Regions from separate parts of the Mus musculus genome. Here regions 2, 3, 4, 5, 6 and 7 are each linked to region 1. Evidence: chromatin loops called from intact Hi-C (ENCODE). Cell type or tissue: left cerebral cortex. All regions are shown on one strand.

Region 1 (4,000 bases):
CTGATCTTAAAGGTAACCCAGCTGGGGCAGCTCAATTAACTCCGCGTAGACACGTGACCAAGCTAAACGCAATCCAGCTACCAGCCAATCGCATGGGGCAGAAAAGCCCTGCCCAGCTTCTCACGCTCCGGACAGCGGAACCAAAGGCCCAGGGGCGCTGGGAGACTTAAACACCCCAGCATAGCTCGACAGACAGCTTGACCACACACTTGAAAGTTCGCTCTCACTCCAGGACACACGTGACCGCACGCAGGCGGGCCTTCTAAGCTACCCGGCGACAGGAGATGTGGATTGTGGACTATTTAGAGCTGGGACAGCGTTCTGCCCTAATTACCTAGAGCTGGTTGGCAAGCAAGCACTTTGGTGTCACCTCTTAAGACCTCTAAGACCTCTTCAGTGGCCCGCCAAGGATCAGACGCGGACCTTGTTAGGAAGGCATCTTATCACCTGCTCTGGAAAGTTGTGTGACCCAAGATGGGGTGCTGGAAACACACAGGGCTCCAAAGCCAGTGTGCCGACCCCCTGGGACTCGACAGTAGTCACCCCGCCCTCCCCAAGCTCCAGTCACACGCTCCAGCTCCACACCTTCGGGCCGTATTGTGCAGAATAAAGGCTAATTACAGTCACTACACTGGGACTCAGTTTCTCTGGGGGAAAGTGTTGCCCAGAATGAGGCTCGGCAAAGTAACCTGATTAAGTCTTGATCCCACTCCCCTCCCCCGTTCAGTTATCTCAGAGACCCCAGAGGTTTTTAAAAGCCGCAGTAGCTGCGGAATCCCCGGGGATGGGAGAAAGAAAAGCACTCGGAGGACAGTCCAGTTGAAAGCCACTCTTGGAGCCCGAGAGACGGCCCGGCGCCTGGGGAGTCTCAGTCCCGGGCGCAGGCTGCGTACTTGTCATGGCTCGGCCTCCAGGCTGCCGCCCACCGAACGTGCGCTTGCTCACGGCAGCGCGAGGACTCCCGGCTCGGCCGGCACCTGGCGCCCGGTGTCCTCGGAGACGCCCACCTTCACCCACTGTGCGCTCTCAACCCTGCTTAAGTCTGAGGGGCGCACTCGGGCTTCCAGGCCCCGTGCTCTGCCACGGTCCTAACAGCCCGCCTGGCAGAGGAGGCAGAACCATTGTTCAGTGGCTCCAAAGCCCACATCCCCTAGCCCTTGTCAATGGGGGGTGAAAACCATGTAAAACAGAGGTTCTGGGAAGAAGGGGGACACAGAAGAATGACAACAAGTTCAAGGGACGCTTTAGGACACCCTAAACCCCACCGTCCCCCGGGCCTGGCTCCCAGTAACCTCGGCTCTGACAGCTCAGAGGCGCCACCCGGGTGGGGAGGGGAGGCAGGAGAGGAGCGTGGAGAGGCGCCTGCTAGGAGGGGATGGGCAAGAGGAGCCCCGGGGTCCCCCAGAACGCGGCGATCGCGGACGCCTCGGCTTGTTTCGGGCCGAGTGCGGAGGGGCGCGTCCCCACTCACCGCTTGCAGTGGCGCCGCTGTCCCGGGGCGCCCAGCACAGCGCGAGCAGCAGCCACAGCGCCCAGCGCGCGGACGTGCCCATGCTGCCCGCCCGGATGGTGCCTCCGTCGCGCCGTCGTTGTCGCCGTTCGCTCCGCACAACAAGTTACCAGCCCTTCGGAGAGGAAGAAGGAGGTGGGGGCGGGGAGGGAGGAGACGAGGAGGAGGGGGAAGGAGTGAAGAGCCGGGAGCACGGAGAGCACGCAAGGAGCGGGCACCCTTTCCCTGCAACTTGCACACTCTACTCCCCGCCAGCCACCCACCCAACCACCCACCCGGTCACCTCCCCCGCCGCGGCCGCGGTGTGCGCGCGGACCCTGCGGGCGGAAAATAATGCAGGCGTTGCAGAGAAGGGGAGGGAGAGGGGAGGGAACGGCGCGGGAGGAGGGGGCGGGGAGCCCGTTCGCCACCGAGGACAGCTCAAGTGAGCGGTTTGGGGGCAACCACCCGGGCGGCCGCAGGAGCGCGGCCGAGCGGCGCGGGGACCCCAGCGGGGGAGCTCAGCCCAGCAGCTCAGGCACGCACCGCTCTCCCGCGCGCAGTGAGGAGGGTGCGGGGGCAAGTGGCAGCGTGCGTGCGTGAGTGGCTGGGGCTGGGGCTGTCGCCGCCGCCATCCGGATGGCTCCAGGGGCTCGACTGCTCCGCGCGTTGGCCCGGGGCTCACGGGGGACCCGGGGCGGCCGCTGGTTGGCTCGCGCACCGTCCTCACCTCCAATCCCGGGTGCCTGTCCTAATTTCCTGATCCAGGGAACCTGCGGCCGCAGCAGCTGTGCGCTCCCTAGCTCCCTACAGTTGCTACTGTACCCTCCTGGCGCCTTGGCTAGGAGCGCTGATGCAACTATTGCTGCTCTTGCCACCGCCTCCAGGCTTGATGGGGCTGGCAGTTGAGGGGTCTGGGGGGCAGCAAGGAACCCTTTTCCTCCCTCTCCTGAGCCCCTAGGAAGGGCTGATGTAGTGAGGTCGGTAGGTAGCATCTTCCGGGGGACTCTTCTTTCCAACCTGAAAGTGATGAAGAGGAGGGGTGCGAAAGCTCCGCTGTTCTGCTGTGGGGTTCGGAGTCCCATCTCAATGGCAAGCTGAGATGCCATTTTGTTAAAAATTAAATGTGGCTTTAAGTAAGAGTGTGTGAAAGAGAAAGAGAGAAAGAACAAGAGCGCTCCCGCGGTTGTGGCTTGTCCTCTGTAATAGAACAAGACTAAAATAACCGAGTCTGGGATGGGGAGGAGGGAAATTGCCAGCGCAGCTCTGCATTCTCTCATCAACGATTAGAGTTAATTGCTAATTGCACAAAATGATAGTTTGAGGGCCTGTAATTAAAAGCTTAACCTTTTTCTGGTTGGAGGAAGGGGACCCCGGTAGATTTATTCTTGGTATAGTTTGTAACGTTCAATTATAAGCATTGTGGAGGGAAAGAAGTCAACCCTCCCAGAGAGGATAGATTGGAGGGAGGTGGGTGCCAGACAGGACCTAAGTTTATGGTTTGTTCTTAGTGTACTTCAGTTTTCTTGAACACATCGCCTTGGTTGAGATGCTTTCTGTGGTATACCACAGATTTTTCCAAATTATTTCACCTGTTAATATGTGTGTATGTGCTTCTGTTTTATAAGTTGCTGTACCTCGAATGAATCAAAGTTGACAGATTTCAGATTCCATGTCCTAGCTTCCTTCTGGCATTGTAATGTCACCTTGGTTCTCTTGAGCAGTTCTCTGGGGACAGTCTACTAGGAGAGATGTTCTCATGTACCCAGGAGACCCTGGGGGTAATTCTCAGCCAGGGTACATTTTGATCGGTGTAATTTAGCCTCATTGTGATGGATAATCTCACATGCAGATGGGGTCTTTCAAAGCTGCTCACTGTGGATGCTGTTGTGTATAATCAGAGGGTAGGAGATGGGCGGAAACTGCATGGTGAACACGTGATCACAGCCAGTACCAGTCCACAGACCAAGTTTGAGGGGGATGGTCTAACTTTCGTATCCCTGGGGCTTGAAAAGCTCATAGTCACTTTACACCTGATGAAATGGGTGGGGGACATAGGTGAAGTCAATAAATAGTCAATATGAACAGGCTCCATAGTTAACTGAGACGTCACAAGCTTGTTTTCAATGTTTTACTTGAGAGAGAAAGGTACACGACAAGGGAAACATTGATACGGCACATAAGACTTAACTTTGACAAACATGTATTATGCTTTCTAGCATAAATAAACTGTTGGTAAGCCAAGTTATGGCTCTACACTCAACCTGGTGGCTTTTTTGGTCTATCATTCGACTGCCTCTGCCTCTGTGTAACTTCAAAGGATAAAAACAAACCACTCCCTTTTCTGTGCCTGCCATCTGACCTGTAAACTGAAATCAGAAACAACCCACATGATACTCAAAATCATCTGTGGCCTCAAGAAGCAGGTCTCTTTCAGACCAACCTATTAGAGGCTGAAAGAAGTTCCAAAGGACGAATGCATATAATTAACATAGAGAGTAACTGATAACT
Region 2 (4,000 bases), 330 kb after region 1:
CGACCTGTAGCTGAACCAAAGTTGCATCCAAGTACCAGGAAGGACTCCAAGGCTTGTCCTTGGCCCATAACCCTCCTCCCCCTAGCCCCCAGGTTACTCCCTAGCTACTTCCTAGCAACAGTCAACCAAAGATAAGTCTGATTGTTTCAGATGTACTTTCAGACTCTTCGTGATGGTTCATGGTTTTGCTTCAGAGCACCCACCTCTTGGCTTCCAACAGTCATTCAATTAGACACTTGCCAGGCTGGTCACCCCCTCATTTGTTCACCATTTCCTATAAAACCTTGTCATGTCGAGGGCTTGGGGTTGCTTCACCAACTCATCCTGCTGAGTCGGGGTAGGCAGTGGGTGAGTAAGCCGAAGCTCAAGCTTGTAATAGAGACCCTAGTGTGATTGCATCAGAATTGGCTCCTTGGTGGTCTTTTGGGGTTCACAAAATGGGCACAACAATTCTAAGTGGAGCTTTGAACCTTTCATTTTCATCCTTGTCTCCAGCAGTGTCTGGGCCAGTTGCCATTGGCTTGCAGGGATTGGGTTTTTCTTCCCTACTCTACATTCAGTGGTTTCCTACTGAGATGTCAAAAATGACCATCTAGGTGGATTTACACTATGGGAATTGGTGAGCACTGCAAGTCAGAGCACTGTGTTGAGTTTGTTTTATGAGTTTTATTTGTTTTAGAAGATGAGGTATCAAACTTTTGTAAAAACAACTAAATAAGATAATGTTTTAGAGTATTGTGTACACAGTAAGTATTTCGGAGTTGGGAACTGTTGCCATAAATTAACTTATTAACATATTTTATAGGACCCAAGACTCTTTGTTTGCACATTTTTATATCTATTAAAGCAGGATGTATTTGTAATCAATAGCATATCCCGGTTAGAATGGCAACTCTCTTCTCAATGGCTCACAACGTAACGATTCAACAATCGATGGAGCTGGAAGTTATTAGTCGTCACTGTCACTGTCCTAGCAGACCCTTCATGCTTGTCCATTCAATTATTCTCAAAGTATGATGATGAAAAATGCACTGTGGCCCCCAGAGCCTGTAGTAGTACCCAGCCAAGTCCAGAGATACCCTGAAGTGGGTAAAGCCTCCCTGTCTTTACCCTTGACTGAAGTTGGCCATTCTCCACACCTCCCAAATCCTTTAGCCACGCCTTCTCTGGAATGATTCAGAGTCTCTCCTGTGATTATGAGCCCCTCCCCCCCAACACACACACACCCCCAGCAGTTCTGCAGTGGCAATCTGATGGCTCTCTAGGGACAAGAGCAGAGTATCCTTGTAAGGGGCATCCCCAGCAGGCAGAGGGTCTTTCCTGACACTGCTGGTTACTACTTACACAGCTGCTATCTTCTGTTTTGTTTTATTTTGTTTTGTTTTGTTTTGTTTCATTTAGTCAGGGTTTTGCTGTGTAATCCAGGCTGTCCTGGAACTTGCTCTATAGACCAAGCTGGCCTCAGACTCAGAGATCGACCTTCCTCTGCCCCTCAAGTGCTGGAATTAAAAGCATGCATCATTACCAAAAGGCCCAAATCTGCTATCTTTACAAGCCCTTCTTGCCTGTAACTCCCACTGTCTATGGATGAAGCAGGATAGGGAGAGGGGACTCAGAACACATTTGTCAAAGAAGACAGTGAACTGACTAAATAAATATATATATGATAAATATGAAATTTTTAATATAAGAAATGACAAAATATTATCCAGAAAATAATAAATGGTACTCAAGGGTCTGCCGGATGGAATTAGAAATTGCCTTAAGGGGTCTTTCAAAGGATAATTTGCTGGTGTGCACTAAAATTTAGAATCCAGCTACTATAATGTCTAATGCTTCATAGAAACATCCTCACTCAGCCACCGACGAGCAAGCTCAAGGATCTCTGTGGCTATGTCGTCTCTAGTGGCAAAGCCCTGTAAGCAGCCTGAATTTCTACAAATAAGGCAGATGTTAAACGCGCCACTACCCACAGCCCGTTCTGCATGTGGCAGCGAGGCGAGATGCAGCCAATCTGTATAAATAGACAAGGAAAGAAATATCAACGCAAGCAGAGAGCTATTTACTGAAAATGCCACATTATATGATGACATTTACATCTTAAAATAGAAAGCAAGACCCTTTTGTGGAGCTTCCTCTAGGATCCTAAATGCTTAAGGAAAGGAAAGCTAGCCACTGTTCTAAGTGGGCCCGAAAACATGGGCAAGACAGACTTGGGTTTTATTTCCATGCCTAGATCTTAAGGTTTATAATCCAAACATATTTGTGTAGCGGTTGTGGGATTCGAATTTTCAGAGAATTAAATGGGAAGCAAACAAAGCTAATGGATGTTGAGGGTGAAGCAGGAATTCCTGTGGCATCTCTCTGAGGGCTTTCCCTCTGGCATCGAGAGTCGGGATGCCTCTCTAGGTCACTGGTTTAGGAGCTTCTGAGCCAGGGGCCAAGAAAAGACAGGTAGGAACCTCACACTGCTATTCCACTGGCACCGGCCTCCGGGGTCAATATGCAGGAATGATGGGCTGGCTGGACCCCAGTGGGTATCACTTTGTCCTTCCTCTCTTGAGGCACCTAGTGAGGCAAAGGCAGAAGAGTAAGGAACTAAGAAAGTTGGAGGAAGCACCAGGGTAGGGGAATATCTGCGGGAGGGGTCACCCTCTCAGAGGAGGAGAGGAGGGTTGGGGGAGGGTCTCCGTGAGGGTAGACCAGGAGGCGGGGAGTGTTTGATGTAAATAAATTAATTTTTATTAAAAAAAATAGAAAAGAAAGTTGGAAGAAGAGATCAGGGTCATATGTAACTGTCTTAGGGTTTTACTGCTGTGAACAGACACCATGACCAAAGTAACTCTTATAAGGACAACATTTAATTGAGGCTGGCTTACAGGTTCAGGGGTTCAGTCCATTATCATCAAGGCAGGAGCATGGCAGCATCCAGGCAGGCATGGTGCAGCAGGAGCTGAGAGTTCTACATCTTCATCTGAAGGCTACTAATGGAAGACTGGCTTACAGGCAACTAGGATAATGGTCTTATAGCCCACACCCACTGTGACAGGCCACACCTACTCCAACAGGGCCACACCTAATCGTGCCCCTCCCTGGGCAGAGCATATATAAGCCATCACAGTGACAGATGACTATGCTATGAGGGAGGCCTTGCTGTAGCTGAGTGGTCAGCAGACTTAATGGCTTCTTCCATCCTCTTTCATCTCTTCTTCTCCAAACTTTGCCATCCCCTGTGTGCTGACACCAAAACCCTTCACCGTACAGAATTGCATGGAACCTTCTACAGTTTGCTTGGTCACCCTTTACTAGGAATTATGGGGGGGGGGGGGGGAATTGGGCCCTGAAAAAAAATCCCAATACATACAGCATAGTTTTCCCTTTGTTAGAAATCAAACACCTGTCCTGGCCCTTTGAGGCTTCCAAGTCTCATTTATTTTGACTTTTTTTTTTTTTCATAGAATGGGCTGAGCAACCCCAAGATCAAGGTAGGATAATGTATAGCTCATGACAAATCTGGGCTATATGGAGAGACTTTGTCTTAAAAGATTGACTTCCTCTTGGTTGATCTCCATCTGTCTGCCCATCCTTCTGCCCGTCCACTCACATTTATTTACATGAATGGCAACTACTAATCTACTACAGAACACCAGGTAGAGAGTTTCAAAGAAGGCTTTGCAGAAATAACACAGAGAATGAGTCAGGACCAGCAAATGTTTAGGATGTGAAGGAAGAGGGGTAAAGTGGGGGTGGGGGTGGGGGGTTACCCAAGCTACCCTGGGCTAAGGGAAAAAAAAAAAAACAAATACCAGTAGTGACCAAGTTTACCAACTCAACTCACAGTGGGGGAAAAAAGTATGGGAAGCAGTTCTAAACGTAGAGAAGGAAGTGTTCTGGAATCCCATGGCATGGGCTTCTACGCAGCACAGAAGCATCGTTCCTAAGGACTGTTAGTCTTGTTAATGAAACATCAGTAAAGGCTGTAGTGGGGAGAACATTGTCG
Region 3 (4,000 bases), 470 kb after region 1:
AAAATGCCAATGGGATTTTAAAAAAAAACAAAAAACAAAAAAACAAAAAAAACCACAAAAACTGTTTCCAATGCACTCTGCAATGTGCCAATCCATAGAAGCAACATGCACACACACAGGCCCCTAAGGGACAGCTTGAGCCCAGGCCTTAATAATCAAAAGACAATCTCCATCACAATCCTACAGTGTTCAGAAAACCACTATGAAAGAGGCGAGACCTGATGAGTTATGAAGAAAAAGGAGAAAGGAAGAAAAAAAAAAGAAGAAGAAGAAGACGCTCCCCGTTATTCCATTAATATTCATTCGCCTAAAAGCAGGACACCCACTATACAGCTAAACACAGTGCAGCTAAGCAAAGATAAGAGAAAGAAATGGTCCCGCATTATCTTGGAGGCTGAACATGCTAATCATAAATACAGCACGCAAGCCTGTCAACAGTTAATGGTACAGCCCTCTCCTCCAGCACCCAGTTGCACACAGAAAGACGGAGACCAGCGGCTTTTGATGTGTTACACACCTACACATGCCTGGGATGTAGTTCTACTGAATCTTCAAGACGGCAACGAAAAAGGATATTTACCTTACCACTATCAGCAGGCCGGCTATCGGAAATCACAGTTAGTGGGGATAAAATTAACAAGCCGGCAAAGCAGCGAGCTGCTAGTCTCTTCATCAGCTGATCAGGAAAAAAAAGAGAGCTGGGAAAGGCTATGTTTTCATATACAAGTAATTTTATTTTACTGAAAATTTAATACTGGAAGGGTTGTGGATACTCAAATCTGCTGTTTCATTCTACCTACGACCAGGCCCCAAGCCTTCCTCCTCCAGCCTGTTTTAATATTGACAACTACTTATCATATTGTTCCCCCCTTATTATTCCAGGCAGCAGAATTAGAGATTTTTAGCTCAGGTGGTTGCTGAATCTTGCTTGCATTTTTAACAATTAAGCCAATAAGAAAACAAATGAATATTCAAATGTATTTTTTAAAGATTAAAGCAAAGATTTTTTGTTGTTGTTGTATTTTATGCTTCATCTTAGTCTTTTTTTTTTTCCCCTGAAAAGATATGCTGCATGGTTTTGGAGCAGTCTAAAACGATTTTAACACAGAAGAAAAACACCCGCGCCCTCCCCCGCCCCCGCACCCCCCCCCCCAGATGCATGTAAGTAAAAGCAATGTGTATGTTCTCAGGTTCCTGTATTTTAATACAGTGTTATTTTTTCTCTATAAAAAAAAATCTCAAATAACTGTGATACTTCACTTTCGGTTTTCATACTGCAAAATTTTTCACTGTTTTTTTTTTTTTCTTTTCAGTGGGATCCGTGAGGAGGGGGAGGTTGTGAAAAGAGTATTTCTGTTCTACCCCCCCCCCCATTCTGAAAAAAAAAACGGGGAACAAAACATAAGCTTGTGATATTTGGACTTTTAAATCTCTACGCCTGTGAGTACCTAAGAAGGAAAACAAATTAAATTGCAAACAGAACTAGTCAAACAAATGTTTATTACAACTGCTAATACTGCAGATTCCTATTAAATTTACGTTCTGGAGTTACAGGAAAACACACAAAGTACTGACCATTATTCCCCTTAAGTTAAGGTTTTTATGCAGGAATGCAGAGAGCTACCGAAATCTTCCCTCCTCCCCAAAGACCGGGAACACATCTATATGCAGGGCTTCATGTTCTGTGGTTTCTAAGGGGCTTTTTCTAATGGAAATCAATTCCCTCCATATTTCCCGATGCTTTTCGCACTTCAAGAGTTAGACTTAAGATTTCTCTTGCTTGTAAGGGAAATTATGGGGGCTTCTCTGATTTAAAAATATTATTTGTTAAGCTAGCTCAACGGACAACTTAGCTGGGGGGGGGGGGGAGATTAAAAAAAAGAAGAAGAAGAAGAAAAGAAACCAAACAAAAACAAAAACAAAAAAAAAAACTTGCAACACAATGCTAAAAGTACTACCCCCAGAAAGAATTCCCTTCCAAACCTTTTACCAGCACAATAATGAAATAAATCACAGAAGCAAACCCCCAGTTTCCGACTGGTGACGTGTTGCGCAAGAGAGCGAGCCCTAATTCAACATACAGACGGCTCCCATGCTGAACCGCCTCTAGATTTAATGAAGTGAATAGGAAGGAAGTCGGGGGGAAAAAAAGTGTACAAATAAGAAATTAACACTTTCCTTCCCTACCTAAATGGTGAGGCACAACTACAGGGAAGTTTGGTGAGGTACCTCTTTCCTTAAAGGCACACTGCACTCTTTCGGGTCCGGACGTCACGAAAGAACCCATATGGTGCTAAAAAGCCCCAGCCAAGTTAAAAGAGTTAAGCATACTTCAGCCTGCGTGTGTGTGTGTGTGTGTGTGTGTGTGTGCTTTTTTTTTTTTCTTCCTTGAATGAAGCTAGAAATTACTCCTTCCTCCACTGGATGGCAACCTTCTTCCCCCCACCCTCTTCCTTTCTCGCTCTCCTTTCTTTCTTTCAATTTTGCTTAAAAGAAAAATACGTTTTCACGAAACAGGATGTGCACGCACAGGCGAGGGAGGGACAGGCTTGCTCTCCAATGATTCTTAAGAAAGTAGCGGTGCTGACAAGGACGGCCGGGAGGCGGCCATGCAGGGACCAGCTCCGGAGCAGACACCGGAGCTTGTAAAGCACATGGTAGCCCCGATAATCAGCCACACGTGCTGGCTTCCACCGTGCCTCTCTGTCATCCAGACACACGCCAACTACATCTTTCACTGAATGAGGGAAGGTCTCGAAAGCCGGCATTATGCTCCTTCTCAGCCAGGGGGTGGGGGATGTGGGGGCGGGGGTGGAGTTACACGTGACATCCCCCATCACAGCGGAGCAGCTTCAGGATTGTGAATAGGTAAACAGCGGCGGGAGAACAAAAAGCCACTCTGCCCATTGTTCCCACCCTTGCCTCCTCGCTGAAGCACCCGGCAGTGTGATAGGGCCCTCTCACTATGGCCCAAACCATCTCTAGGAAACACGTAAAGCAGGAATTCTGGAGATCACTAGACTATAGATGGTAAATAGAGGAAAAAGAAAAACAAACAAACCAAGCATATTCTGATAGTACACCTGGTATTTGTAGTATGTCTTCCCTGACAGATTTCTTTCTTTTCCCTCTAGGTGGTGATGGGAGAGGCTTTTCCTTTAGGGTCTCTAATTGGGAGGTGTGTGGGGGGAGACAGAGAGAGAGAGAGACGGGGGAGGGGGGAGGGGAGGAGGGAGGAAGGCATTCAGAGACACAGAGACATACACAGGCAGAGAGACTGTGTATGTGTGTGTGTGTCCATCAGGCTAAGTGTTAAAGAAAGGATGTGAATAAAAACTACAAACAACCTGGTGCTTTCTGGGGGAAATCTCACATCTCCAAAGGGTAATGTCCTAAAAGGCTAGGTCTCCTTCCGCTGAGACCCTAAACACCAAGAACACAGACATGATCCCCAAACCGGAAGAGTAACACTAACAACCAAATCACAGCATTCTTATGAGTTTGTAGTTCCACTGTGAGGCGTGCTCTTATAATAGCAATCTCAAAAAGTAACAGCAAACTGCTGCCAGGCCCTTTAGTCCCAGGGTGGGGAGGGCAGGGGCAGAACTCCAGACCCAGGACTTGGGACAATGGCTACAGTTTCGATTATTACAGTCTCCAAAAGCAAAGTATTAAGAAAGGTGTACATAAAACCTCCAAACATGGGGTGTGGGGGGTGACCAAAAACTGCAAGGTGCCACTCACAGGACAGGAGCTCAGTGGTCAACTAGGTTGCAGATCTAGGAGCTCTGATGTGACAGCTGCGTAAGATTTTTAATGTACTTCATTTTACCGATATGTGCACTTTAAGTGATGAGAACCAAATATTCTGTATGTATCCTTACTAAAACAAGCGTCTTTAGAAAGCCAGACCCTGAATCCTCTATAAATGAGGAGAAGAATCTCAAAAACGGCAGGTCCATATACGGCAGGTCCGTACACGCGGCCACTGGCTCGGCAC
Region 4 (4,000 bases), 210 kb before region 1:
TCCCAGGTTAGAAGCTGCAGACAGTGGTGTTTACTCTTACAGTGGTCTGTATTGAGCCAGCTAGGGTGTGCTTGGGCTGGGATCTTTTTTGACTTTCCTTTTAATGTCTTAGAGGTTAACTATATACGTGGTGGACTTGAGAGCCTCCAGGCCGTGCCTGGTTACTTTATATGGCATCTGAACTCAAGGACTAAACGCTGTAGCAACTACTTAATGACTCTTATTGGATGAGCAAGTCAGTGATTCTTTGTGGTTTTGGCTTTTGTTTTTCAGAAGTACTATGATGGAAGTCAAAGGGAAGAAAAAGTTTACAGGAAAGAGTCCACAGACATCACAAGGAAAGAATAAATTTCATAAGAACAGTGGTAAGATGGCCTTTCCCAAGGTGCTTCCCTTCTGGTGACTACCTAGATTGGGGCAGGGGGTGGGGATTTATGGCAGGTGCCACTCTGTTCATGGGCTAGGATTACAGTAAACGTGGGAGAAAGAGGCCACTGCTACTGTCCACAAGTTGACCTGTTCCTCATGAAACTTCTATGAGATTGCCAGAAGAATCGAGGAATTTTTTTTATTTCTGAAAGCTCCTCTGTGTCAGCAGTGGATGTGGCCTCATGGTGTTCACATTTATTCTCTGAACAATTCATTTTAACATTGGTGAGTTGGAGCTGGCTAATTTTGACAGCTTTTGCCTTCTGAATTTTGAATGGTGATACCTCTGTTATTCCATCAGGTGTCAGTATTGCAGAGTAGAAACATCCAGGCCTATATAGATAACTGTTTCCTAAGCTGTCTTATGTTCCCCTCCTAATGGTCTTAAGTCAGCTATTGTTATTGGCATCCTGTTTGTTAGGTATATGTAAGCTTTTTGACCAAAAATTTTAACCAAATAATTTTATTATAGGCTTTAATTTATTTTTTTTTTTTTACAGAATTAGACCTTTTCAGAAATACACTTTCACTCATTTTTATGATATACTTATCGTCAGTGATATTCATTTTGTTCTTAGACTCTTATAGAACCACTGATTGAGGTTTTTGTATAAATACTGATGGTAGAGCCAGTAACTTCTAGCATATGCTTAAAACGGCAAAACTATGCTGAGCTAACAGTAGTGGTTGTTTCTAGGAGGTAAATTACAGTTTATTGTGAACTCCTTTACTTTCTGGGGCTACATCACTAGTCTATATTGCAGTTTTATAATCGGAAAGTTTTCTTTTGATTTGATTGTTTAAGTACGAATCTATTCAAAAGGGTTAATGCATATTTAAGAGTAAGGCTGTCTGTTGCTCTACAGAGCATGCCATTCTCTGTGGTGTGCAGTTGAGTGGATGCTGGTGATTAAGGCTCAGAGTCAGTGAACTAACACATATTCATTGTTACTGCTAGAGTCTAGTTCTTCAAAGACATTCCCAAGGAAAGCTGTTAAGGAAGGCGGACCTAAAGTCACATCTAAGAACTTTGAGAAAGGTGCCACAAAACCTGGCAAGAAAGGTGTGAAGCAGTTCAAGAACAAGCCACAAGGGGGCAAAGGACCGAAGGACAAATTTCAGAAGGCAAATAAATTCAGCAAGAAGCGGAAATTCCAGCCAGATGGTGAAAGTGATGGTAAGCTGTCTCAGAGCCGTTGCAGAAGCCTCCCTGACCAAGGCGCGCAGGTCTCCACCCTGTCGGAGACCACCTGTCCTTGCTCCAAGACAGGCAGCAGCTTGAAGTAAAAGGAAGGAAGCACACAAGGTTTTAAGTAAACAACAGCATGTTTCCTAACCAAAATTTCTCTTACTGGGGCTGGAGAGTTGGCTGTGCGGGTAAGAGCACTTGTTCTTGCAGAGGACCCAAGTTTGAGTCCCTGCACCTACGTGGTTGCACACACCCATCTCTTCAGACTTCCAGTTCAAGGGAATCGATCAGTGTCCTCTTCCGAGCTCCTCAGGCACCAAGCACACATGCTGTGCTCAGATATGCATGTAGCAAAACACTCATAAGATGAAAAAATACATGGTATTTATACCTAGGATTTATTATGACTCGTTTACTTTTTATTCTTTTGGTTTTTGCATTGAGTCACTTTTATAATCAGAGAGTGGGAGACCTTGGAAATAACTAATTTCTAAAGGACTCAGGGGAGATACTGCCATTAATAATACCCTAGTGGAGTATTCATTTCATTTTCCTCCCCTGAGGGGTATTACTGTTGTGTAACTGATCATGCAATCAGCTTTCGAAGATTACGACACAGGCATAGGTAGACACTCAAGCTTTATAGCATGGATCTGTAGAGAACTTAGAAGCTTGCTGTGCGTTGTCAGGAGTGAAAGGTGATTGTGGGTGATTATGTCCCTGTCCACCACGTAGCAGTGACAGGAGGCTTTGGCACGGACCTGCTGTGTGGGACCTGCTTCCCTAGTGTGGCAGGGGTGAGTAAGTCATAGCTACCTCATGCTCTAAGAGTTAAGTAATGCATGACAGCTCTTGGAACGTGGAGTTTGGGTAGTTTGTGATGTTTGGATTGAATGAGGAATCCCACGTGCAAGTGTTCCACCTCTGAGCTTCACCACCCACTTTTGAACAGTGGCTTTCTCAAATTATTTTTCCTGTTTTAACCTGGACTGACTTGTTTCCATTGGAAACTCTGGCTTAAAGGCACAGTTGTCTGTGCTCTAAAGTCGAGTGTTCTTTCACAACGGAAGATGGTGTTTCACATTTGTAGGCACTTTTAAAATCCTTTCATGTTCAGTTCCCATACTAGGTGTCCTCTTAAGAATAGTAAGCCATTAAAATGGCTGGGCTGTGGCCAGTCAGGGTGTTGCATGCACTTACTGAGTTTGAGGCTGGCCTGTGAGAGCCTTGTCTTTTAAAAAGCTACTAAATACATTGTTTTAGATACATTTTAAATGTATAGACTGGCTAAAAATTGTGATCAAATGCAAAACTTCTGGGAAATTATGGTTTCCCCTTGTAGCTTCTAGAATGAGATTGGTTCTGGTGATCGCCCTTTGTACTAACTTCATATTCGGGTATAGTATTTGGAATGCTAAACACATTGAATCTGGATCTAGAATCAGGAGCCAAGAAACCCAAGTGGGATGACTTCAAAAAGAAGAAGAAAGAGCTGAAGCAGAGCAGGCAGCTCAGTGACAAGACCAACTATGACATCGTGGTTCGAGCAAAGCACATTTGGGAGAGCTTGAGAAGGTACCTGAGAGCCACTTCTCTCTTATCCGACCAAGACAAGGGCAGCAGGAAGAGGTGTCCTCCAGACAGACAGTGCTCTAGGCATCCTGTCTGAGACAAGGGCAGCAAGAAGGGGTGTCCTGCAAACAGACCATGCTCTAGGCAGCAGAGACTGCGCCTGGTTTCTTGGTTGTGTACTGGCAGTCTGCTGTCATGGTGGCAGGATGGCTGGCTGCTTAGTGTAGCCGTGTGTGAAATCATTAGGATGGTGTCAGATAGCTTTATGGAAATGGAGAGAGTCAAATAGATTTGATATCTATCCTGAAAGATTTCTTAGAAAATGAAGGACAATTTCTTATCAGCTAGGTTTTGAGATGTTTAAGTATTTGCCATCTGAGATTGTTTTATTATTTTTCTTTGCTTCTGAAGTTCTGGCTGTTAAGATTTAGATTGATGCATAAAATTATACCTTGTGAGATGAGTTTCTGTCTCTGAGAAAATTGCTTTTGTCTGGCTGCTCCAGAATAATAATTTTAATGTCAAAGATTTGCTGCCTTCAAAGGAAAAACCTCACTGAACTGGTGACCATGTATTGCATGGTGTTTGGTTTTCATGTTTAAAATAACTTCATCTGTGCTTCCTCTGCAGAAAAGATTGTGACAAGGAAAAACGGGTGAAGCTCATGAGTGATTTGCAGAAGTTGATTCAAGGGAAAATTAAAACTGTGAGTAGAGTGTGCTCATTATTCCATTTAAAAAATAAAAATTCAGGTTTCCTTTGCTCTTAGGGAAGAGTAGTTGGCTGTTGGTGACAGGGGCCTGAAAAATG
Region 5 (4,000 bases), 490 kb after region 1:
ACAGGCAGGTTCTGGTTCTTCTGCCCTTTTCTGCCAACACTGCTTGCCCTCCTCACACTGGAGAAAAGCCTTTCAAAGACCACATGGGTAGCAGCAGGCCTGGGCTCGCACTCCATGGCTGCCAGCCCTTACATTCTTTCTGTAAGCACGGGCTAAAGTGAAAACTGAAGTCAAGATCATCATTGGCTGAGTGAGGGTAAGCTGGCAAGCTGCTCAGTGAGAACTAGCCAGAGCTAGTTAACTGTTGGGTGAACTTCGGTTGGCTTGAGTGGAAGATGCCCGTGGCCAGAAGCTGTGACATTGTCAGTAAGTAGGCATGCCCTCCTGGTTAAGCTCCCCACCCTAAGCTTTCTCCCCGTTAACCCAAACCTTCTCTTCAGGACACACAACAGAACTATTTTCTTCTCCTACTTCCCATTTGGGATTTCTCAGAAACTGTTGAGTCTTTTTTTTTCTTAAAAGTCTATTCTCCCATTTTAGGATCCTGGTTCTTGTGTGAGATACATTCAAACACAGACTCCCTCCTTGTGGAACATTTTATAAAATAAAATTAAATTAAATTACAAAACAAAACAAAGAAAGCTCCTAGAAGTTCAAAGGCTACCAGGTCATGAGGCGGAGTTGACCCCCTGCTGACCCCAAGGCTTGGGCTCTCTGCCACTAAGCCTTAGCTTGCAGAGAAAGTGGCCTTATGTAGTGGCTTTCTCATTCCACCCAGAGAAAATGGAGTCACCGTGCCCTGATTGATTCTCCCCAAACAGTGCATGCCCCAACCCTTACCAACAATAAAGACTATTTATTGGGTTGTTTGTTTTTTTTTGTTTTGTTTTGTTTTGTTTTGTTTTGTGAGACAGAGTCTTTCTATATTGCCTTGACTGGCTTGGAACCTGCTAGATAGACCAGGCTGGCACCGAACTTGGCCATCTGCCTGACTCTAACATTCATCTTCTGTCAACTTGCCTTATTGCTTTTTAAAAAAAATATATATATATCTAAATAAATACACAGGATTAAACACCAAATCTTGATTTGGAAAAAAAAAAAAAAAAGACATCTCCAAACTTTTTTTCTTTCCCCATAGAAACAAATTAATTCCCCCCTCCCCCCAACTTCTTCTCAAGAGAATATGAACGTGCTGCTTCTTTGTATGTGTAAGGCCAGGGCAATTCTCCACAGTTCTTTTTGATGACTGAGTTTGATTTGAGAGCTAAATCCTGATTTCTTTCTTTCTTTCTTTCTTGTTTTTTTTTTTTTCGAGACAGGGTTTCTCTATGTAGCCCTGGCTGTCCTGGAACTCACTTTGTAGACCAGGCTGGCCTCGAACTCAGAAATCCGCCTGCCTCTGCCTCCCGAGTGCTGGGATTAAAGGCGTGCACCACTATGCCCAGCTTAAATCCTGATTTCTAACAATAAAATTCAAGACCAGAAATTCTAGCCATTAAGAGGTTTTTTTTTTTGTTGTTTTGTTTTTTTGTTTTTTTTTTTGTTTTTTTGTTTGTTTGTTTGTTTGTTTAAAAAAAAAGAAAGAAAGAAGAGAAAAGAAGAAAGAAGAAAAGCAATCATTTGCCCCAAGTCTGTCCGGCCTCTCAACCTTTACTGTTTATTTCTGCCAGCCCTCTGAGGACTATTCCTTCTGTTAAATTTACCCTGCTGAATTCTAACAAAAGGGGAACATACTGGGGTTAAATGGCTGTTATAGATATCTGGCCAGTGCATATAAAATAAAAGCTGTTGGAAGTTATTAAAATTCCTTTACTTCTGTCAAATATTCCCTCCCCCCAACCCCCCCACCCCCGCCCAGTAATTCACAGCTCTTAACGCCATTAATTAGTTCAGTCCTTCCACCCAAAGATGGAATGTGGTGAAACCTACATCTATTTTCTAGGGCCTTAGCTCTCCCTTGTGTATAAAAACGGAAATGCAGCTTGCTAGAAAATTCTGCCCCGGTAAATCAGATGACCTCATTTTAAAACCCAAATGCCATTAAAAAAAGTAAAAGGTCAATTGTTTTAAGTCTTGTAGTCTTTAAACAAAATTAAGGAGATTATTTAAGGTAACAAACAGAACATAAAATATAAAAATATAAAAAGTTCTAGGCATGTTATGCTGTAGATGAAGTCGCCAAGAAATCCTACCAGAATGAAATAAATTATTTTTAGAGAAAATTACATTTCCCAGAATCACAGATGTTCTCAGCCAAAACAGAGCTAAGAGATCCCAGCCTGTCTCTGATCTGGGGTGGATCAGACTTCGTCCAACCCAAACAGAGATGTTACCATGTTTCAAACCCTCCCAAAGGGTCTACAGCCTACCTCTTCATACACGTGAGATATTATTGTTTCTAATGTATTTCAGCAGAATTCCAAATATGCTATTTGAAACTCCAACCTCTTGGGTTTTTCTTGGGTATATGTATGTGTGTGTGTGTGTGTGTGTGTGTGTGTGTGTGTTTCTGGTACTTTATGAACACAATCTTCAGGGAGCTGTCTGCCTTCTATACTCTAGAGTTTGGCACCTTGGCTGCCTGCACTGAGTGGCCAAGTACAGAGATCCATCCTGTCTGGATGTGCATGCTGGCATGACAACACCTTCAAAATGCCAAAGTAAATTCCACGGTTTACGGTTTACCAATCATCCCGCCCCGCTGTTATCAATCTGAAGTGTTTTGCACTTCCTTTCATTTAGATCAGGCTTTGTGAAAAGAAAACTCCCAATGTCCTCCTCATGGAAAGCAGATGTGATCATGGGGACCCCAAAGATCCTCTAGAAATGCATACTCACATCTGGTAGCAGATTTATGGGGAGAAAGGAAAAAATATGGATGTTCTGTCTTTGCTCCTGAGAGGCTCATTTTTGAAATCTTATGGCCTCTGACAATACCTGTCTTATCGACTCGCCTCATCTCCATCACATCATAAAGATATTGGGGTCCAACTAGACAGGGCATCATTCCAAAAAAGAAAAAGAAAAAGAAAGAGAAAGAGAAAAAGAAAAAAGAAAAAAAAAAGAAAAAGCATTTTCCTTCAACGCCAGGAGCCTCTGTAGTCACCTTTAATCACACAGTGTTCAAAGAGCACACAGCGGACATGTGAGGTCCTATGGAAGCTCATGATAGTAAACAAGTTAAGTGGGACTTTTCAAAACCACGTTTTCAAGACATCAGATCCGCCACGTGACAAAGGCCTGCTCTCCAAAATCCGTTGTCTCCGCCCAGCTGTAATTACACATTAGACAGAGCACACAATCTACATCGTGTTCTAATTATCTCCAAGTGCTGGGGGGCAAAATCACTCCACTCTGCAATTAAACAAATTCCAGGTTATCGCTAAGCATTTTAAGGAAGAGAAGCATTCTGAAGTTGGCAGAGAGACCAAAGGAGCAGAGCAGAGCCCTCCAGAAAATCACCAGTCAGCTTAGCCTCTAGCTTTGCAGTAACCCCAGTTTGTCAAAGTCCCAGTCCTCAAGAACAACACCAGCATTGCGATGCTAGAAACATCTCAGGTAGAACACACATGACTGAAATCAAATGAAAAGCTCTGGCCCTACCCATGCTCTCTCATCACAACTCTGCCAATACTAGTAGACGGAATGCCTGCTCTCAAACACAAGCTACAGTATGCTTTTTAAAGGAAGTTAGCAAGACACCAATTATATCAGGAGCACAAACTGATGCATACAAGTTTAATGTTTAGCATGACACTGTTAACACCTTGGGTATAACCCCGCAGAAGCTACCAACTACTCACTGTAGAAGAATATTTTTAAGTCATGTTAACACGCTTTTCTGCACCTTCTAGATTGACTATCCCCGGTGCAAAAACAAGAACCGTTGTCTTAATAAAAAATGAGGATAAGGGAAGTTCACAGAGACAAAGAATGCCTTTGCTTTCTAAACCGGTATGAGTAGTATGAGCCCATCAGCAGACAGAATGTTAGCCAGGCTTCTTCAGGAGGCAGAAGCTGTTAGCCATTAGAGGAGGTGGGCATTTTCGAGAACTGT
Region 6 (4,000 bases), 230 kb after region 1:
GTCATGTTTAGCCCCAGGTTGACACAATTAGACAGTTTTATTAGTTTGTAATTGTTATTATCATAACAAACTGCCATACACTTAATGGATTCAAGCAACACAGACCTGTCTGTAGGTTAGAAATTTGAAATGAGTCTTGGTGGGTTTAAGTAAAGGCATCAACTCTGCCACACTTCATCGATGGGTTCTGGAGAGAATCTATGTTGCCTTCTCTACCACCTAAAGACCACCATACTCCTTGACTTGGGACCCTTTGCTCCATTCTTAAAACCATCAGCATAACATCTTTGAACACCCCTGCCTCTAATCTTCCTACCTCTCTCTTCATCTCTAAGGCCCCTTGTGTTTACATTGAGTCATTCTCCCCATTCAACATTCTGATTTCAATTAGAGCCACTGCCAAGTCCATATTGTCACAGAAGGCAACACTGTCAAAGTTGGGGGGGGGGGTTGAGATATGGCAATCCTGAGCGGCCATGACTATGCTTCCCACAGGCCCTTCTGTAGCCAGACAGTCTTATCATCCAGTAAGACTCTCCTATGTCTACGGCACAGTCATTCTGAGTTTGGAATGAGAAATGAACTTCTTCCTTCACACTCTTTCTTCCTTCTATAATTTACATTTGGAGAGACTGTAAAGTATATTTTTACAAGTCCCCTGTTTAGCACTCAAAGTATGCCAAGAATCAGGTGCTTTCCAAGAAATACTAGGCGACACATGTCGGCGATAAACTATGTTTACTTGTGATTTCCACATTATATAGAGGAGATTATGTATATTTTTGAGTCTCCTATAAATTTCTTCCATAAGAGATCGTTTCTGCCAAAAAGTAATGAGAGCTTCCTTAAAGTCTTGGTGAGGGTAATAACACATGGCATAAGATCTGCTCTTATCTGTCAGAGGAAAAAAAATACTGAGCTGAAAGCTCTAGTCAGTGCCTGACCCAAACATCTCAGTTAACCTTCAACACAAACCCATTAGGTTGGTGTAGTGTGTCCAGTGTGCAGATTACATCATGTTACCCAAGGCCCAGGACTTTGCAAGTGGGCAAGACTCAAATCCCTCTCAGGCTTCCTAACTCTGCAACCCTGATGCTTACAGCGGCTAAAAGTCTTCCTTGGATCTCAGTTATTTTCTTTTTGTAAAAATAGCATGTTTATAGAAGTACACAAAATATATAATGATAATGCAAACAGATACAATTGTTACTTAGATGAGAGAAATTGGCAAATGTGGTCCGTGGCTGAATTCAGTCCTATCCCTCCCTCCCTCCTTCTTATAAGGTTTTTATTGGAACACCCAACTGCTGATTCATTTACATGTTATCTATATCTGCTTTCAGCTACAGCGGTGGTGTTGTGTAATTGTGATAGAAACCAGATGGCACTACAAGGCTAAAATAACTTCTATCTGTCCTTTCACAGGACTCATTTGTGTACTGATGACTAAAAGTATATGTCACCTTGACTATGCCATGTGGTTGGATTAAACAGAATGTCTCGTGTGTGTGTGTGTGTGGGGGGGGTGTTTTCAGATAAGATTACCATTTGAATCAGTGGACTCAATAAGGCAGATTGCCCTGCACAGTGTGTGTGTGTGTGTGTGTGTGTGTGCATGTGTGTATGCAAGCATGCACAGATGTGCTCCTGTGTGGTGCAAGCCATTGAGGCTTGAATGGAATGAAGAAGCAAGGAAAAGGACATTTTATATGTATCTTTTCTCCTAACTGCTTGAGATGGGACATCAGTCTTGTGCCCTTGGACCAAGACATAACATCGGCTTCCCTAGACTTCATGCCCTTTAATCAGGACTGAATCTACACCTCCATCTTCCCTTTGCTTCCAGCTCACAAATGTCAGACTGTGGGGCCATGCTGCCACCATGGCCCCATGGTCAGTTCCTTATTTTGCCTCTCTCCTCCTCCTGTGTATGTGTGTTCTCTTCCTCTGAAGACCTGTGACTCTTACTGCAATCCAGGAAGAATCTTGCAAACACCCTGTCAAATCTTCAGTATGTTGCTCCCTCTCACAACCACCTCTCTGCCTGCATGCAGACTGATGAGTTTGTATGCAGAAATAGACACAGGGCATGGGTTAGCTGTTGTTATGATTCATTGAGCATCCTAGGTCACTTCCTAAAAGGTGTATGCCAGTGGCACATCACAGACAGACACTACTGAATGTGCAAGGATTTTGTTTGCCTATTTGCTGAGGATATCTGGAGGCAAAGACATCTCAGTGTGCTTTAATGACATCTCCATGACATAGATCCTAGGGACTTGTTACGCTCGGCCCACCAGAATTCCCTTACTCTCTGAAGTGCTTGTTCACGCTTTCCTCCCCTTTCCTTGTCAGGTTCTATACATCATTTCTTATTGATTTCCACTTCTTTATCGATTCCATTCTCCTAACCCCATCCCCCACATCAGCTCTATCTTATATAACAGCTACTGCCTCGTTTTCCTCCTCAGAGCTTCTATCGCTCTCAGTGAAAATAAAATCTTGATTTTTACTGTCAGTTTGGTTGTGTTTTCATGTATACTGTGTTCCTGTGGCTTAAGTTCTTCCCTGAAGATACTCTCCGGTGGGATGCTTCGATTCTAAAGTTTTTCCTGATAGTAGTCTCCTGTTTCACCTTTCTAAAGCTATATAACACAGTTTACTTACACATAGAGAATCCATTTCCATAGAGGATCATATAAAATGCTAATCCCCCCTTTTTTTTGGCAGATTGTTAAGCTACACACTGGTTCATGCCATCGTGGGCTATGAGACCCTAGCTCAAAAGAACAAAATACAGCAAAGGACAATTTCCATCTGACTTCTCTCAGGACTTCTTTTTCATATCCAGAATGGCAATGTGCACACAGGCAAGTTATCTGAGTTACCTATTTTGTCTCACTGGCATATTTATATAGCTGCATAATACACTGTCATACTTACTAGAGAATAAGTTGTAACAATTCTTAGAGCAATACTTCTCACCTTACTCTACCAGGATATATGTGGCTGTTTTGTGTATCTATATTTTAGAACTAACTTGTCCGTTTCTAGAAATTATTTTATATACCAATTTTGGAGAAATTGGCAATATTTATAATACTTAGTATTTCAGTCTATAATCATAATTTATTGCTACATTGATTGCCTCTACCAGACACGTTCAGGAAAGTTGAATGTCTTACATATATTTACTTATATTTACACCTAAGAGGTTCATATCTTCAAAATATGTTCTGTGGGCTCTAACTTGTAGGTTCCAGTTGATGCATTCAATGTATAAGCAGAAACTTGCTAGACTTCCCCACATAGATTTGAAAATCTTTCTGGGTATCTTTTGATTTCCAGCAGTGGTGAGAGCTGTTTTCTTCTTTTACCTTTTCCTCTTCCTTCCACCTCTGACTGGACTCTGGTTCCATGTTGAAACAGCAGCTAGGGTAAGAAGAGGAACTCCCAAGCTTCTCCTTCAGAAGAGAAGCATAGGATACAAAGCCCCGTAGCTGCTGTTTCTACCCATAGTCCTTTTGGGAGTCGTATGTTTCTCTTTGCATCTCCCATTTTCTAGAAATAGATTATATTTGTCATAGCCTTTTCTTTACATAGTAACATGTTATTTGATATCTGGAAAAATCACAATGTAAGCCATATAAACTCAAAGAAAAGGGGAATATTAGATGTGTTAATATGGCTAATTACATGAATTGGAATTCTAAACCTATCTTTGAACTATCTTGCATTCTCAGAGTAAAACCAGAAGGGCCTCATGCCTTGTCTTATTATATGTTGCTAGACTGTTTAATAGCATTTTGCCTAGGAGTTTTGTACCTGTGAGGTACATTGGTTGATAGTTTTCTTATTATACTTATAAAATGTAAGCTAAGAGTTATGCTTGCTCATTACGTGTGAGTGGGGTGTGCTAAGGATATCATGTTTATTTTCTTCCACTCTTAACTCCTCTCCATATAAGGCAGTGCTTCCTAGTTCTCCTTGAAGCTCTGTT
Region 7 (4,000 bases), 140 kb after region 1:
CACAGATATTTTTGGCTAAGGGAGTGAGGAGAGTCAGGGAGAAGGCTGGTTTCCAAGCCTTACATAAACTCTTAAAGGATTCCCTCAAAGACAGAGAGATCTGAGGGAAACCAAGGATGAGCAACCTCCTGGAAGCCACAGCTCAAAAGCAATCAAGTCTGCCAGAGTCCGAACTGGATTTCCAGGACCTGGTCTTCTGAATTATTCATTGAGTCTAGACAGAAGATCCCCCAAGCACTCATCCATGAGATTTGGGCATCATAGCTTTTAATCCAGCTATTCCCTGGGTAGTGTGACTTCTTAAGTGAGGATAACAACGGGGACTGCCAATTTTAGGTAGGAAGGTGAGAAGCAATGAATAAAGACGATGTTTAAATACTTTGGCAAACAGAGCAATGTGTTACAGCAGCATCTTAATTGACAAACTAGAGATAAGTGTGTTTACTCTCACTCTGAATTTATGGACTCTGCGATGTAGCTTACAGGCACGAATGGGACATATCGCCTGTGTTAGTGGCAGCCCTGCCTTACTGTGTAAACAAATGACTGGGCTTAGAGTTTATCAAAAGAAACAAGGTATACAATTTAAAAAAGAACATAGATTTATTTTCTGTTCATATTTGTCTATCTGTTATATTATTTTTAATTGGAGAATCAATATTGCATTTATTGTGTTTGCCATAATATTTTTAAATAGGCATACATTGTAGAATGTCTCAAACAAGGTAACTGCCTGAAACAGTTATCACTGTGGTGGGAACACAACCTCCACTTTTCTGTGCAAGCCCCTGAAGCAAGGTTCTTACCTATAATCTTCTTGCCTGGACAATAGATCTCCTGAACATAGAATATTCCTTCTAGTTAAAATTTTATATTCTTTGGCCAGTAGCACCCTCAACACCTCCCACCCTCAAGACTTGTCAGTCATCACTACAGCCTCTGTTCCTGTGAGTTTGGCTTTTTAAATATCCCACTTATGGATGATATCATGTGGTGTTTGTTTTTCAGTGCCTGGATTCTTCAGCTTAGCACAATGTCACTCGTGTTATGGCAAACAAGAAGAGCTACTTCTGGTTTAGAGCTGTCTAGTATGCTGATATGTGTGTATGTATTTTATATATATATATATATATATACATCACATATATACATAGATATTTATGTGTATATATATTTCACTTTTTTTTTTATTCATTCACAAATGAGCACTTAAGATGAGGCTGCCTCTGGGCTATTGGGAATTGTGTTGCAAGGCACAAGGAAGTGAAGATATCAAAAATAGCATCAATTTAAGATTCAGAATGATCTCATGTTAACATATCAGCTCAGTTGTTTGCTCATCTTATAATTTAACACATACTGTACATGTCTTTTTAGTGTATTGTTTAAAATGGGTACCATAGCACAATTCCCTGCTTAGAACCCTGACAGCTTGCTAAGATATCATGGTGAAAGTTTTACACACATACACACGATACCCAGCACACTTCCTCCTTCCTCGACTGGCCTTCTTTTCCCCGTAGTTCCAACTTGGATGAGAACAGAGCAATAATAAACTGAAATTATCTTTCTGGGGGAGGCTACTGTGAGTTTGGTCCTAAAGAAATGCGTTTGAGAGAATTAAACCCAAAGCACAATGACCTGATAGAAACACCAAAATCCATGCAATTGTATGCATTTATGGGCATTTACTCTGGATTTTAGATGGGAAAAAAGAAGCCCATTCGTGCTTACCTGACCCTGACTTGCCAATGTGTGTTGTTTGCTATTTTATAAGGCCTTTTCCCTCAGATAGCTTTTAGGGTTTCTGAGACCCAAACAAAGCATCCTCAAGCCTGCTCACTGTTTCTTTTGGTCACAGTAGGAAATGCGATCACCTCAAGGACCAGCAATAAGGAACTGCACCTTTGCTCTATGTCAGCAGCAGCCTGATGTTGCTAAGTTACCCTGCAAAAGCCCAGGGCCTCTAGGCCATCTGGTTTCTGAAGCAGCCACCTCCAGCTCAGCTGCTGAAATCGTAACACCTTTACTGAAATACAAACACGTCTGTGCTCCAGGCAGGAAAATGCTTCTTGCGAAGACTTTCCCCACCTTGGTTTATATTAATTCAATTAATTCAGCATGAGTTGTAACTACCCGAGGATGGAGACTCCCAGTGATGAAGACTCTCAGATGGAGAAGAGAACTACATACACCTCACACTCAGTCACTAGGATGTTCCCTGCTGATTTTGCTCATAAAATGCCATGTGTGCTCAGGTGAAACTAGATCTGCCTTCAGCCTCATCTTTACAAGGACAGCCTGCATGGTTTCTCTCATTCTTCAATTAAACTTTTTCCCCCTAATTTTTGGGCAGCTATCCTCTTAACCGTTTCATTTCCCCAAACAGTATGGATATATATTCTTTCACAGGTCACCTTCTTTTAAATGGTAGATGTGTAATGTGATTTTCTATTAGCCCAAAAGCTTGGAATACTCAAGATAAAATTCACAGGCTCATGAAGCTCAAGAAGAAGGAAGACCAAAGTGTGGATGCTTCAGTCCTTCTTAGAAGGGGGAACGAAATACTCACGGGAGGAAATATGGAGACAAAGTGTAGAGTAGATACTGAAGGAAAGGCCATCCAGAGACTGCCCCACCTGGGGATCCATTCCATACACAGTCACCAAATGAAGACACTATTGTGGATGCCAAAAAGTGCATGCTGACAGGACCCTGATATAGCTGTCTCCTGAGAGGCTTTGCCAGAGCCTGACAAATACAAACAGATGCTCACAGCCAACCAGCTGAGCATGGAGTCCCCAATGGAGGAGTTAGAGAAAGGACTGAAGGAACTTAAGGGGTTTGCAACCCCATAGGAAGAACAACAATATCAACCAACCAGACCCCCAAGAACTCCCAGGGTTTGAACCACCAACCAAAGAGAACCCATGGAGCGACCCATGGCTCTAGCCCCATATGTAGCAGAGGATGGCCTTGTTGGGCATCAATGGGTGAAGAGGCCCTTAGTCCTGTGAAGGCTTGATGCCCCAATGTAGGGGAATGCCAGGGCTGAAGTTGGTGGTGGGGAACACCATCATAAAAGCAGGGGTAGGGGGGATGGGATAGGGAGTTTCCGGAGGGGGGGGACCAGAAAAGGGGATAACATTTGAAATGTCAATGAAGAAAATATCCAATAAAATAAAAATTAAAAATTAAAAAGACCTAATTTCAACTCAAAATTTATTTTTTTCATTTAGAAGTAAGTATAATAAAATCCTATGAATCAGAGCCTTTTGAAAAAAAAAAGAGAAAAAGAAAGTGAAAGAGAAAAAAATTCTTTCTTTATCATTAGAAGGCTGGAGTGGCCCCTCAATCCATGGGAGAATCAGGGTCCCGGTACAGGTGGCCAGGGAGTTTGCAAAAAGTGACAAAAAGGCATGAACACAAGGGAGTGTTGTATCTGAATGTAATTTGTCAAAGTGAGCATCAGACTTATATATTACAGAAAACAAAGAAGTTAAGTGATACATTAAGGTCATCCACGGTACACTGAAGTTATCGGACACAAAACAAAAAATGCATACAAAAACACTGGCAGGAACCAGGCAATGTTTACAATTGAGATAAGATTCGCCTTATGTAAAGTCAGCTATTCACAGGATCCAGCTGAAAGGTCTGATGCAATACTAGTCTATTGTTAAACCCACCACCAGGGGTCCCTTAGTAAATACCTACTTATGCTACTCCTCTGGGCCTAGTGAAAAGCATGCACCAGGGAAATTCCCTACTACTATGACTCTGCTATTGTTCTAAGTATTTACTATGTAAACTAGCCCTGAGATTTCTAGCTCTATTCAAGTAAACTGTAATACTGTCTCTCTTATAATACTAGAGTTAATTCTGAATGTTACTGAATAGGTAATATTCTTACTGAATTCCAAGCCCAGGGTTAGCTCAAGGATGGCCTAGGACATTGGCACACTGGTAGAAGCTAATCTAATTTAGCTATGTGTCAAAA

The links. Peaks named below come from ENCODE experiments on the same cell type or tissue, not always from the same donor. Only the 100,000 strongest peaks of a DNase experiment are listed, where the experiment ranks them.
Region 2: a loop joins it to region 1, with 3 times the contacts of the local background. A loop is called at or near these places in 4 of 42 quality-filtered maps.
Region 3: it touches region 1 in a loop (6-fold over the local background); 8 of 42 quality-filtered maps call a loop at or near these places.
Region 4: it touches region 1 in a loop (4-fold over the local background); 9 of 42 quality-filtered maps call a loop at or near these places.
Region 5: a loop joins it to region 1, with 3 times the contacts of the local background. A loop is called at or near these places in 8 of 42 quality-filtered maps.
Region 6: a loop joins it to region 1, with 2.6 times the contacts of the local background. A loop is called at or near these places in 7 of 42 quality-filtered maps.
Region 7: it touches region 1 in a loop (2.4-fold over the local background); 3 of 42 quality-filtered maps call a loop at or near these places.

The regions. Positions count from the first base shown.
Region 1 is chr19:27,215,168-27,219,167 of GRCm38, reverse strand. Vldlr (very low density lipoprotein receptor) reads right to left here and starts at 2,148. Exons shown (of 18, transcript NM_001161420.1): 1 at 1,472-2,148. The coding sequence starts at 1,553. All of the region lies in intron 3 of Gm35438 (a long non-coding RNA gene), which reads left to right. In left cerebral cortex, a CTCF peak has its summit at 2,288; DNase peaks (open chromatin) are centred at 1,377, 1,546, 2,219, 2,623 and 2 more places; H3K4me3 peaks cover 2,946 bases; H3K27ac peaks cover 2,948 bases.
Region 2 is chr19:26,886,323-26,890,322 of GRCm38, reverse strand. Gm815 (predicted gene 815) reads right to left here. Exons shown (of 4, transcript NM_001033407.2): 2 at 3,839-3,944; 3 at 2,468-2,568; 4 at 1,676-2,014. The coding sequence ends at 1,892. Among named protein-coding and RNA genes, the nearest start is that of Gm815, 2.4 kb to the right of the region's middle. In left cerebral cortex, a CTCF peak has its summit at 1,916; a DNase peak (open chromatin) is centred at 1,937.
Region 3 is chr19:26,746,528-26,750,527 of GRCm38, reverse strand. The region is part of intron 27 of Smarca2 (SWI/SNF related, matrix associated, actin dependent regulator of chromatin, subfamily a, member 2); the gene reads right to left. Among named protein-coding and RNA genes, the nearest start is that of Gm46648, 75 kb to the left of the region's middle. In left cerebral cortex, a CTCF peak has its summit at 2,478; DNase peaks (open chromatin) are centred at 556, 1,084, 1,675 and 2,432; H3K4me3 peaks cover 3,374 bases; H3K27ac peaks cover 3,253 bases.
Region 4 is chr19:27,423,402-27,427,401 of GRCm38, reverse strand. It overlaps Pum3 (pumilio RNA-binding family member 3), which reads left to right. Exons shown (of 18, transcript NM_177474.5): 2 at 274-365; 3 at 1,388-1,606; 4 at 3,058-3,193; 5 at 3,821-3,896. The coding sequence starts at 281. Among named protein-coding and RNA genes, the nearest start is that of Pum3, 4.5 kb to the left of the region's middle. In left cerebral cortex, CTCF peaks have their summits at 724 and 1,508 (motif pointing right); a DNase peak (open chromatin) is centred at 1,542.
Region 5 is chr19:26,729,897-26,733,896 of GRCm38, reverse strand. The region is part of intron 27 of Smarca2 (SWI/SNF related, matrix associated, actin dependent regulator of chromatin, subfamily a, member 2); the gene reads right to left. Among named protein-coding and RNA genes, the nearest start is that of Gm46648, 92 kb to the left of the region's middle. In left cerebral cortex, a CTCF peak has its summit at 1,913; DNase peaks (open chromatin) are centred at 1,897, 2,218 and 3,278; H3K27ac peaks cover 553 bases.
Region 6 is chr19:26,984,790-26,988,789 of GRCm38, reverse strand. No RefSeq gene overlaps it. Among named protein-coding and RNA genes, the nearest start is that of Gm815, 100 kb to the right of the region's middle. In left cerebral cortex, no CTCF peak of the experiment used is centred here; DNase peaks (open chromatin) are centred at 689, 1,393 and 2,089; H3K27ac peaks cover 400 bases.
Region 7 is chr19:27,073,169-27,077,168 of GRCm38, reverse strand. No RefSeq gene overlaps it. Among named protein-coding and RNA genes, the nearest start is that of Vldlr, 140 kb to the left of the region's middle. In left cerebral cortex, no CTCF peak of the experiment used is centred here; DNase peaks (open chromatin) are centred at 41, 957 and 1,934; H3K27ac peaks cover 335 bases.